Linked DNA regions of Homo sapiens: region 2 is linked to region 1. A link is an interaction called in ENCODE POLR2A ChIA-PET data of the cell type or tissue named here. Cell type or tissue: CD4-positive, alpha-beta T cell. All regions are shown on one strand. Region 1 overlaps SPEF2 (sperm flagellar 2). Region 2 overlaps IL7R (interleukin 7 receptor).

Region 1 (5,000 bases):
TTTTATTCTTTCACCTTTTTTTTTTTTTTGAGATAAAGTTTTGCTCTTGTTGCCCAGGCTGGAGTGCAATGGCGCATCTTGGCTCACTGCAACCTCCGCCTCCTGGGTTCAAGTGATTCTCCTGCCTCAGCCTCCTGAGTAGCTGGGATTACAGGCATGTGCCACCACGCCAGGCTAATTTTGTATTTTTAGTAGAGACAGGGTTTCACCATGTTGGGCAGGCTTGTCTCGAACTCCTGACCTCAGGTGATCTGCCCACCTTGGCCTTCCAAAGTGCTGAGGATTACAGGCATGAGCCACTGTGCCCAGCCTGTTATTTTACTTTTTTTTTTTTTTTTTTTTGAGACAGAGTCTCACTCTGTCACCCAGGCTGGAGTGCAGTGGTGCGATCTCGGCTTACTGCAACCTCCGCCTGCTGGGTTCAAGCAATTCTCCTGCCTCAGCCTCCCGAGTAGCTGGGACTACAGGCACACGCCACCACGCCCGGCTAATTTTTTGTATTTTTAGTAGAGACAGGGGTTTCACCATGCTGGTCAGGCTGGTCTCGAACTCCTGACCTCATAATCTGCCTGCCTCGGCCTCCCAAAGTGCTGGGATTACAGGCGTGAGTCACTGCGCCCGGCCTTACTTTTTATGATTTTCATTCTAACCGGAAATTCTGGATTTCTTTTCCTCTTCTTCCTGCTGGCTCTGGGCCTCTGACCTCCCCTGTTTTGAGTCAACAATAGGCAGACTATTGATAACCCAAGTGTCAGGGAAGGCACAGCTCGCAACAGCAGACCAGGCACATTAATGCCAGGTCACTAGAATACTTCTATGTACAGATGGTTCCATCTACTACACTCTTCCATCATCTATGAAAGTGCAAGTTACTCTATCAACTCTCAGATCAATTTTTGACTGCTTAGAACAGTCGCTGAACACTTATTGAAAACACAGCAGTTGAAATTTGGCTTGCTTGCCATGCCACACATGTAAGCACAGGTCTGACTGGCTTCTTGCTCATGCCCTAGAGATTCAAGTGAGAAGACTCAACTCAGAGCTCTTGTCCTATCTCATGTCCAAAACGTAAAGGATCAGGAAGAACCCAGTGGTCTTCCCAACAGAAAGTTAAGCACATTCAATTTAGTGAGTCAAATGGGGGCTTGGTACAGAATTCATAGATTCATTCCAAATTTATCATTAAAAGATACATTTTTATGTATACAAAGATCAAATAATCATCAATTCTCATCTGCATCCTCTTCAAAAAGTAAACAGAATAATACAATAGTACAAGATATACCATAATGTTACTTGCCTAGAAATAATGAATTTTTATATTATGTATAATCATTGCTTTTGTTACAAGTAATTAATATATTTGGTTTACAATATTACTTATAATCTTATTATTCAAAAAATAAGGATATATTATTAAAGTGTGTAGAGACTTGTCATCAATTCTTATATAGACACAAGTACTCTGATAAAAACATAGTTAACTCATGTTTAATTTTTATGATGTAATACCTGCATATTTATAATATAGACCATATTGTAGTATAGGTCATAATTTGGAGGTTTGCGCCTCCCAGCTGATCTCCTAGTGAATAAGAGAAGTATCCTATTTTTCTTCTGCCTGCACCTGTGCCTAGCATGCCCAGCAAATAGTTGATGTCTGCTAAATTTCAAATAATGTGCTAAAAAACACCATACATACATAAAAATCAAACTAAAGTTCCAATCATTTTATCAGCCGGGGCTCAACCTTTGATTGTATTCTGTCACTGAGAAGAGTTGAGCACAAATTATGTAGGTACCAAGCACTCAGTAAGGCCAAAGACAGAGTTTAACCCTATCTATTTATTAAGATTTAGTATTTAATTGTGTAGCGTAACACTTTTAGATCTTTCATCAAAAATCTTATTATATTTGTACTTAAGTGTGTTGTGTAAAAGCTCCTGCCCTGGATTGAGCGTGGGTTAATAGCTCTCTCAACACAATATTTATGCTGTCAATAATATACTTAACAAATTGCTTCTCCTTTATCAATTAGTCAACCCATCCATCTGTTGTCTTATTCCAATAAAGGTGAAAAAAAACTACACATTATGTACTTGAATAAATATTCATTTTACTAGATGTAGGTTTCTTGAGGGCAGTGATTATATTTTCTTTTTATCTGTTTGCTTGCCAGACCTTCATCTAATGTAATAATTGTATGTGTATAATCTATTAGTAGCAGAAACCTTGGTCAAATTTGTGTTTCTTAAGAAGTAGTTGCTGGGAAAAGCCTCTGACAAATATATTAACCCAAATACCAAATTACAGCAGCCAATAACCCCAGCTAAAGAAACAAATAGCAGACAGGATTTATTATTCATCTAAAAAATGAAAAAATGGAGGAACCTTGTTACACGGGGAAAAACCAGCCATGAGGGCTCTTGCATTGCTGGCATGAGACATTATTTCATTCTTCCACAAAAGAAAAACGATGGACTTTGAGGTGGCATCCAGAGAAACTGTTCAGGAGCAGGCTATGAAAAAGGCAGCTGCAGAAAGTGCTCCTGAGGTTCAAGTTGGGAGACTGTATTGCCTTCTGGAGTCAAGTTAGTGTGAAGTTTTTCAATGTGCCCAGAACATTCTTGATTCTAAGCTAAGATTCAGCATGAACTAAAAAAAGTAGTGATTAATGAAATGGCTTAAGAAGGGTGCTATATTGTAACCATAGCCTCTGTTTTCTTGAAAAGTTTGCTCTAGGCCAGCACTTCCCAACGTTTTTCTTTTTAAGGCCAAAAGAGAAAACGAACTTTGTGCAACACACTGGAAAGGATTTAGATTCTCAGATGAAGCTGTTCACAGCCACAGGTAACTGGCCCAGGGACTTCAGCTGCCCCAGGCCTTCTCCTCCTGCTGTAAGTGAGGGTGTCAATATCTCAGATGCCCTCTGCTGGAAATCTTTGGCAGGACCAAGTGAAGGCTTCTGTGAAGAAGGGACCTGACACTACTATTTCCCTCCCTTTTCTCTCAAAATAGAACCCCAATTTTATGCAGGGAAACAGTGTGTCCAGTTAAAGACTACGTTTCCCAGCTTCCCACTCTGTCAGGTGTGGCCATGTGACTGAATGCTCTCCAATAAGATATAAGCAGAAATGTTATATGGGACTTCTGGGAAGGCTTTTGAAAGAAGCTATTTCAGATAGGAGATATCTACTTTTTTGTCTGTCTTCCTTCCTGATATCTGGAACATGGGCCAAGTGGCCGGAGTCCCAGCAACCATCTTGTATCATGAATGTAACCTTGAGGATGAAAACCACACAACAGGACAGTGAGGCAAAAGAAAGGAGAAGCCTCAGTCCTTGATAACCCTGGAGCTACAGCATACACTATGGGCTGCTTACCTTCTGATTTCTATTACATGAGAGACAAGCAGATTTCCCTCTAATTTCATTCACTGTTGTTTTGGGGTTTCTGAAACTAACTGATAGAGACCTAGGGTCTGGTTGGGTTGGCAAAGGCAATAGGGAGCAGGTAAATGTTTGCAGCTGTAATGTACAGGGATGATCTTTAAGACATTTAATAACTGACATGGCAAGGACACTAACCAATAGACATGGATACTGGTGCAGGGCCTGGGAGACAGTGCTGTGCTTCATCTTAACTATGGTTGCTAAACTGTGTGGAAATTGAGGGGTCCCAGGAAAGGGGCAGGCCAGGGAGCTACAGAAAGTAGCATTCACCAAGTAGCAAAGTATTCAGTAGTTTAAGATGGTCTTTCTGGTGGACACCAACTGTTTATCACCACAGAGCCTATGGTTAGAGAGATGGGTGAAAGAATGAGAAGAAATTGGTATTTTCATGGGCCAAGGTCAGGGTAGGTGTGTGCTAGGGTTCAAGTGGTGGCTGCATGGATGAGGAGACTTGGATTATGTTGTTTTTACAGGTCAGGATCAACACTGATAAATGGGAGTGGGAATCAGAATAGGGCATCAGGAGTTTCTGCAGAGGGTAGGAGGAAAGGCAATGTACATGAGTATTCTCCATTTTGCTTAATTTTCTTTCTTACACCTGACTTCATCATTTCTTCCTTATGGCTCTGATTTTCCTTGTTCCTCCTCATTTGACTGTCTCTCCCTTCCGTCAGGAAATTTTAATATGAAACTGAAGTATGTAATTTTTTTCTGCTTTTCTTTAGAATTAGTACCTTCTTTAACAGAGATTTATCTCATATTTCGTAAGATGTAAATGCATAGAGTTTGGATCATTTCCATTTAAAAATATAAAAAAACCCAAGTTGTTCCTACATATGTCATCCCTAATGAATTATTTTCTGTGAATCAATGACCTCTCATAGAAAACAAAGTGTGAAGGAGCTTTATCTTTAGGTAGATGAAGCCAGTTAATGAGGAACTTTGTTCAATGGACCCACCAAAGTGACTGTCTTAGTGACATTTGTTTAATGAACTCATTCACTCAACTTCTTACTGCTGGTCTCTATGCTAACTGCTGAGGATACAGCATGATATAAACCAAACTAGAATCTAATAAAGGATTTACTGTGACAAATTTAAATTAGTGGTACCTTGAAACAATTTTAGTGAATGTTTAAAAAATATGTGTGAACTTAGAAGAATAAACATAGCACAGAAAAATAAATCAACTTTACATTTCGTAATAGTCTCTTTCTCTCAGATATTTATAACAGTTGCTAACAATCTGAACTTTAGCTCATTTATCTTCCCTAATTACTCTCTGAATCAAGATTCTTTGGAGTGAAAAGATCCTGGAATAGCTCTTCCAGATAAACTATTTCTAAATATTCAAAAGCTATGTGTAGAACAGAATGCGGTTTTGTAATTCTTAAAATAGCTCACATCTCACCTTTCTTTTGCTTGGAGATCCTTTTTTATTAATGCTTCGAACTTCTTAATTTCATCAGCCACATCCTTTAAAGAAAATTCATCATCAGTTCTCTGCCTCTAAAAACCATTGAAAAATCTTCATTTACACATTCATTC
Region 2 (5,000 bases), 220 kb before region 1:
TATTAATGTAGTTGAACTACATACCGTCCATTTGTTTTCATCCTTTTCCTGGCGGTAAGCTACATCGTGCATTAAAACTTTTACATACTTCTTTTGCAAGTGTGATGTATTAAATGTCACCACAAAGTCATTGGCTCCTTCCCGATAGACGACACTCAGGTCAAAAGGAGCCTCAGGTTTAACTGGAAAAGAAAAAGAAATAAATTCTGTCTAAAGGGCAGCCAAGGAAATAATTATAGTATTTAAAATTCATCTCCTCTGCAAGTCACTTTGACCCTTTTTGTGTCAGTAAATGGCCAACTATTCAGAAAACCATTTCTTCTTCTTGGGTTTAAATCCAGTCCGCATTCTCCAGCCTCTCTTGCAGTGGGGTGTGGCCTTGTGAGTGAGGTGGGCAGAAGAAATGCACATCCACTTCCACCCTGGGCCAGACACACACCCATGTGTGACTCCTCTGCTCCGTCCTCTTCCACCACTTGGAGTCCTGCATTACAGACGGTGGAGCCACAAGATGGAAAGTGCCCCTAATACTGCTGGGAGAAGCCCCAGCTGCAGGTTAGAAACATCCATTTTGACTCTGATGTGAGTGAGAAATAAACCTACGGTGTTTGAGATATCATATGTTTGGGGGCTTATTTGTTACAGCAGCTAGTGTTAATTTTACACTAAAACACATCCACTTTGCCTTTTGAATATTGGAGAACTTGTTACTAATGAGCCCCAAAGCAGGAGTATTTAAACTCTGAGTCTTTATTCTTGTAATAAAATTAGGTTATATGCTGTGAACCTTGCACCTCGTCTCAGCTACAGTGACATGAAGGGTCTGCATCCTGGCCCTGGCTAAGACCTTCCAGAATGTCCTCAGGGGGTCCCCTCTGTCAGTCTCACTGCCTTAATGCTGAATTCCTCTTGGGCCTCTCCCTACTGCCTTCCTGCCTTGCAGGGTTGCTGTTAGTATCAAATGCTCCACACATGCTAAGCTGTTGGAGGGAGATTGGTATTATTTCAGGCAGAACAAACCCAGAGAAAGGTATTGATTTCCTAGAAAGGTCCTGAGACTTCCCTGTCCTGGCCTCTTGGCTGCTTGTTGGTCACAGCCTGGGAAGTTAGTTGTCTGGGGGTGGGGGTGCTACTTCTTGCATGACTGATCTCAGGCGCAGTTGTTCACAAGAAGATGCGGGTTCATCAGACTTTCACTCAGTAGAGTGTGAGCTGGGATTTAAAGTTACTTGCCGGCCCAATAAAATGCAGCCCACATGGCAGAGTTTGGCCTAGCTCTTGTTGTAGTCACTTATTCGTAGTGGTGACTGCCTGTTTCTGCTGCTTTGCCTTAGAGGTACTGAAAAAAAAGTAATGACTTTGTTTTTCACCCTTGGATGGGTTGTAAAAGGGGAAGTTTATCAAAAGGGAAAATGCCCTGGACTTAGAGGGAAGCAGGAGGAAAGGCAGTGGGTGGAGAACAGCCGAACAGAGAATGCTGGCAATGCCTTTGCCCCTCTCTCTTGTTCCTGCTCTCCATTCCATTCTCAACAAGGCCTTCTGAGCTGAAGCCCCTGCCCTGTGCCCATCTTTTAATAATAGAGGAATTGAAGGAAGAACACATCTCCTAAGTACTGCATGCTTTGCTTATGCTGTCTTCAAACAATAGTCACTTATCACCAGCATATTGATAAGGAAACTGAATTTCAGAGAAGTTAATTACATTCAGGCCCCTGTAAAATGGTTTAAAGGGATCCAAATCCAGTTCTTTGATTCTGAGGCTCACTCTTCTTCATTTAGCTTTTGTTTCTCTACCTTGTTACATATCACAACGGCTGGTCCTCGTGCCCTCTGGACAGTTTTCCTCAAGCTCAAATGATTTCTTTGAGCAAATTAGAAAAAGGGGCTCATTCATCAAGCAATACTTCAGAGGGAATAGATTCTTGTACAATCTGAATAATCATATCAATCTACTCTGCTAAGAGAAGTGGGAAGGCAGGATGCTTCCCTCTTCAGCCTTACTGGGTTGGAAGATGCTTAAACAAGGGGAAGTGAGGGTGCAGGTGGTGGCAGTGGAGCACTGGCTCTGGGGCTCAATCAGAAGCATCCAGTTTAAACTCACTTAAATGGTAGTTCCATTAATGAAGTGTCCCATTAGGACCTAGAAGGAGATGCTACCGTGAGACATGCCTCCACCACCTCTCTTCCTGCTTGTCCAGGGGTGCTTGCCATAGCCCCAAGAGACTCACACTACCCCTTCCAAAGGGGCCTATGCCATCAGCAGTGTGTGTACCATACGTACCTCTCCCCCTTGCCGTTCGGAGGAGGCATGTCAGATTTGCAGTCTGCTGGGGGATGGAGACTGCAAGTGCATTGAGCATGTGGGATATGGGGATTTGGAGGTGGCAGATGTCACCTGGAGGCTCTTGGTGTGTTGTGAGTGCTTATGTGCATGTAAGGGCTTGCATGCTGGTGTGGAGTTTTGTAAGAATGGGCTCTCCCCTGATGCTCCAGGACCTTGTCAGAAGACTGAGAACCTCTGCCTTCTCTGCTCACTCTCAGAGAACTGAATGTATATTTGCAATGTAAATGGTGAACCTTTAGATATGGTGCCCTATCCATAGGGACCTCATCTCCAAATGATCAGAACCCAACTTTTTATAACCTCAGAGATACCCTGTTGTTGTCAAAGCCAGTTCTCTTCCCCTAACCAGGACCCACACTGGTCATGGCCAATGCTGCTTCTGTGTGGCCAACATGCACAGCCATCTGCCTAATGTCTCTTTTCTACTACATTTGCCTTTTCACAAGTTAATTGTTCACACATGGAACTTCTGCTTTACCTCTCTATTTTATCATCTTAGTGAAACAAAACTGAGACAAAGCTGAGCTAGGTTTCTTACTCTTTCTTATCTCTAATGAGTATTGCTCTCTTACCTTTAATTTTCTTTTTGAGGGTTGAAGGGGGAGCGAATAGGGAATGCTAAAAGTATTTTTAAGACATGGTTAACATTTAAATCAGTAAACTTTGAGTAAAGTAGATTGCCTTCCGTGATGTGGTGGGCATCACCTCATCAGTAGAAGGCCTCTAGAGCAAAGACAGAGGTTCCCTGAAGAAGAAGCAAGTCTGTCTCAAGAGTACAATACAGAAAATCTGCTTGAGTTTCTTGCCCTGCGGAATTTAGGCTCAATACTGCACTCTTTCCTGAATTTCTAGCCTACTGGCTTGCCTTATGGATTTTTGCGATTGCCAGTTCCCACAACCACAAAAGTCAATTTCTTAATAGAAATCTCTCCTATCAATGATCTATCTATCTATCCTCCTATTGATTCCCTTTTTTTTTTGTAGAAAACTCTGACTAATAGAGAAGGCATATATGCTTTTTAAAATAACTTGATAAGTTAGCTAAACTTACTCAGAATGTTGTGGGGATTTGGGGAGAAGACCACAAGGAATTTGGGAGAAGGACAGGTAAGGAAGGAAAGGACAGATAAGGAAGGAAAGGACACCTGTGATGGATGACAGGAAGCCCAGCTCCAGTTAGCCACTTCATGTAGGTTTGCACAAACACTATCTTTCACACCTGGGTTTGAAGATCCTCAGAATTCTTTCACTGCAGGAAAGTATAAATTTCAAGCTTTTCATTTATTATAAAAATTTACAGTAGGGAATTAGCTATTATCTATTGCCAGTTGTTTCCACTATTTGTCTACTTTTAACCTACAGAATGTCCAGACACAGTGTTTTCAGGTAGCCCAAAAGTGACAACCATACTTTTATATACAACTTCTTACCTATAGTGGTTAGGTCTATTTTTTTGCAGGTTAGACTCTTTTCTCCAACCTTCACACATATATTGCTCTTTCCAATCAGTAAGAATTTCTTTGTCTCGATGAAATATATCTCTTGTAGTTTCCTGAAATTCAGGCACTTTACCTCCACGAGGGCCCCACTGTAGGAATAAAAAGGGGATATGTCTTGATTCAGGTAGGAGTTCCTGTATGCAGTGGAATAGTATCATATGCACATTGATGTATGTTTGACTTTAACTCTGTTCATAGGTATGTGGGTGGGTGAGTGGAGGCATGTTCAGGAATGAGAGATAATGAATTAAAATCTTATGGCTTTCTGCTGCTATGATACTTAGTGATGATTTACTTAGAATTAGATGCAATTGAACCTGAAATAGTCAAGACATATTTATAAAATTATGGGAAATTTCTATATTTTTATAATTGATCACTGAAAAACAAATACTTTGTTTAGATTAAAAAGTAATTGCTTTTTTTGATGTTCCATAGGAATATATGTAAGAAATAAGAGCTGTAAAAAATATTGATTAAAAAAAGTGTTAAAGAAAATGATAACATAGTATAAAGGGTTATATACATAATATCACATATACTTGATGGGTAACGTAATGGATTTTTATAGGTAATTTTGGCTGGTGAACCCTAACAAGAGTGGTTAAGAAAACAAAATATATAAATTACTAATATCTGGAATGTAAGAGGAGATATCACTATAGAACATGCAGATGTTAAAAGTATAATAAGGAAATTTTAAATGCTATTTTAATGTATATAATAACTTAGATGTAATGAAAATGTTTTTATAAACACAAATTAGTAAATCTGACCCACATAGAAATGGAATATTTCAACAGTTATATTTCTCTCAAAGAAATTAAACTTATTATCAATAAACTTCCCCCCAAAGAAAACTCTATGCTTGATGGTTATATTCTGGTAAATTCTATCAAATGTATAAGGAAAGAAATAGTGTCAATCTGACACAAATTATTTTAGAAACTGGAAGAGGAATGACCCTTCTCAACCTATTTTTTGAAGCTAGCTTAATCCTGGTACCCAAACCTGGCCAAAATATTAGAGAAAAGAAGTTGATAGACAAATATCCCTCAAAAATGTATAAGCAAACTTTCACAAGAAAATACTAACACACTAATTTTAATACATAATTATAAAGTAGGGCACATCTCAGGAAACCAAAGCAGGTTAAA

What was found. Peaks named below come from ENCODE experiments on the same cell type or tissue, not always from the same donor. Only the 100,000 strongest peaks of a DNase experiment are listed, where the experiment ranks them.
Region 2: POLR2A ChIA-PET joins it to region 1 with 7 read pairs; 9 of 35 experiments call an interaction of 5 or more read pairs at or near these places.

Annotation. Positions count from the first base shown.
Region 1 is chr5:35,649,289-35,654,288 of GRCh38, reverse strand. It overlaps SPEF2 (sperm flagellar 2), which reads right to left. Exons shown (of 37, transcript NM_024867.4): 6 at 4,864-4,928. Among named protein-coding and RNA genes, the nearest start is that of SPEF2, 34 kb to the right of the region's middle. RefSeq lists a silencer at 588-882. In CD4-positive, alpha-beta T cell, a CTCF peak has its summit at 2,933 (motif pointing left); a DNase peak (open chromatin) is centred at 2,908.
Region 2 is chr5:35,866,238-35,871,237 of GRCh38, reverse strand. It overlaps IL7R (interleukin 7 receptor), which reads right to left. Exons shown (of 8, transcript NM_002185.5): 3 at 3,775-3,932; 4 at 25-182. Among named protein-coding and RNA genes, the nearest start is that of IL7R, 12 kb to the right of the region's middle. RefSeq lists an enhancer at 1,421-1,470. In CD4-positive, alpha-beta T cell, no CTCF peak of the experiment used is centred here; no DNase peak of the experiment used is centred here; H3K4me3 peaks cover 1,656 bases; H3K27ac peaks cover 2,941 bases.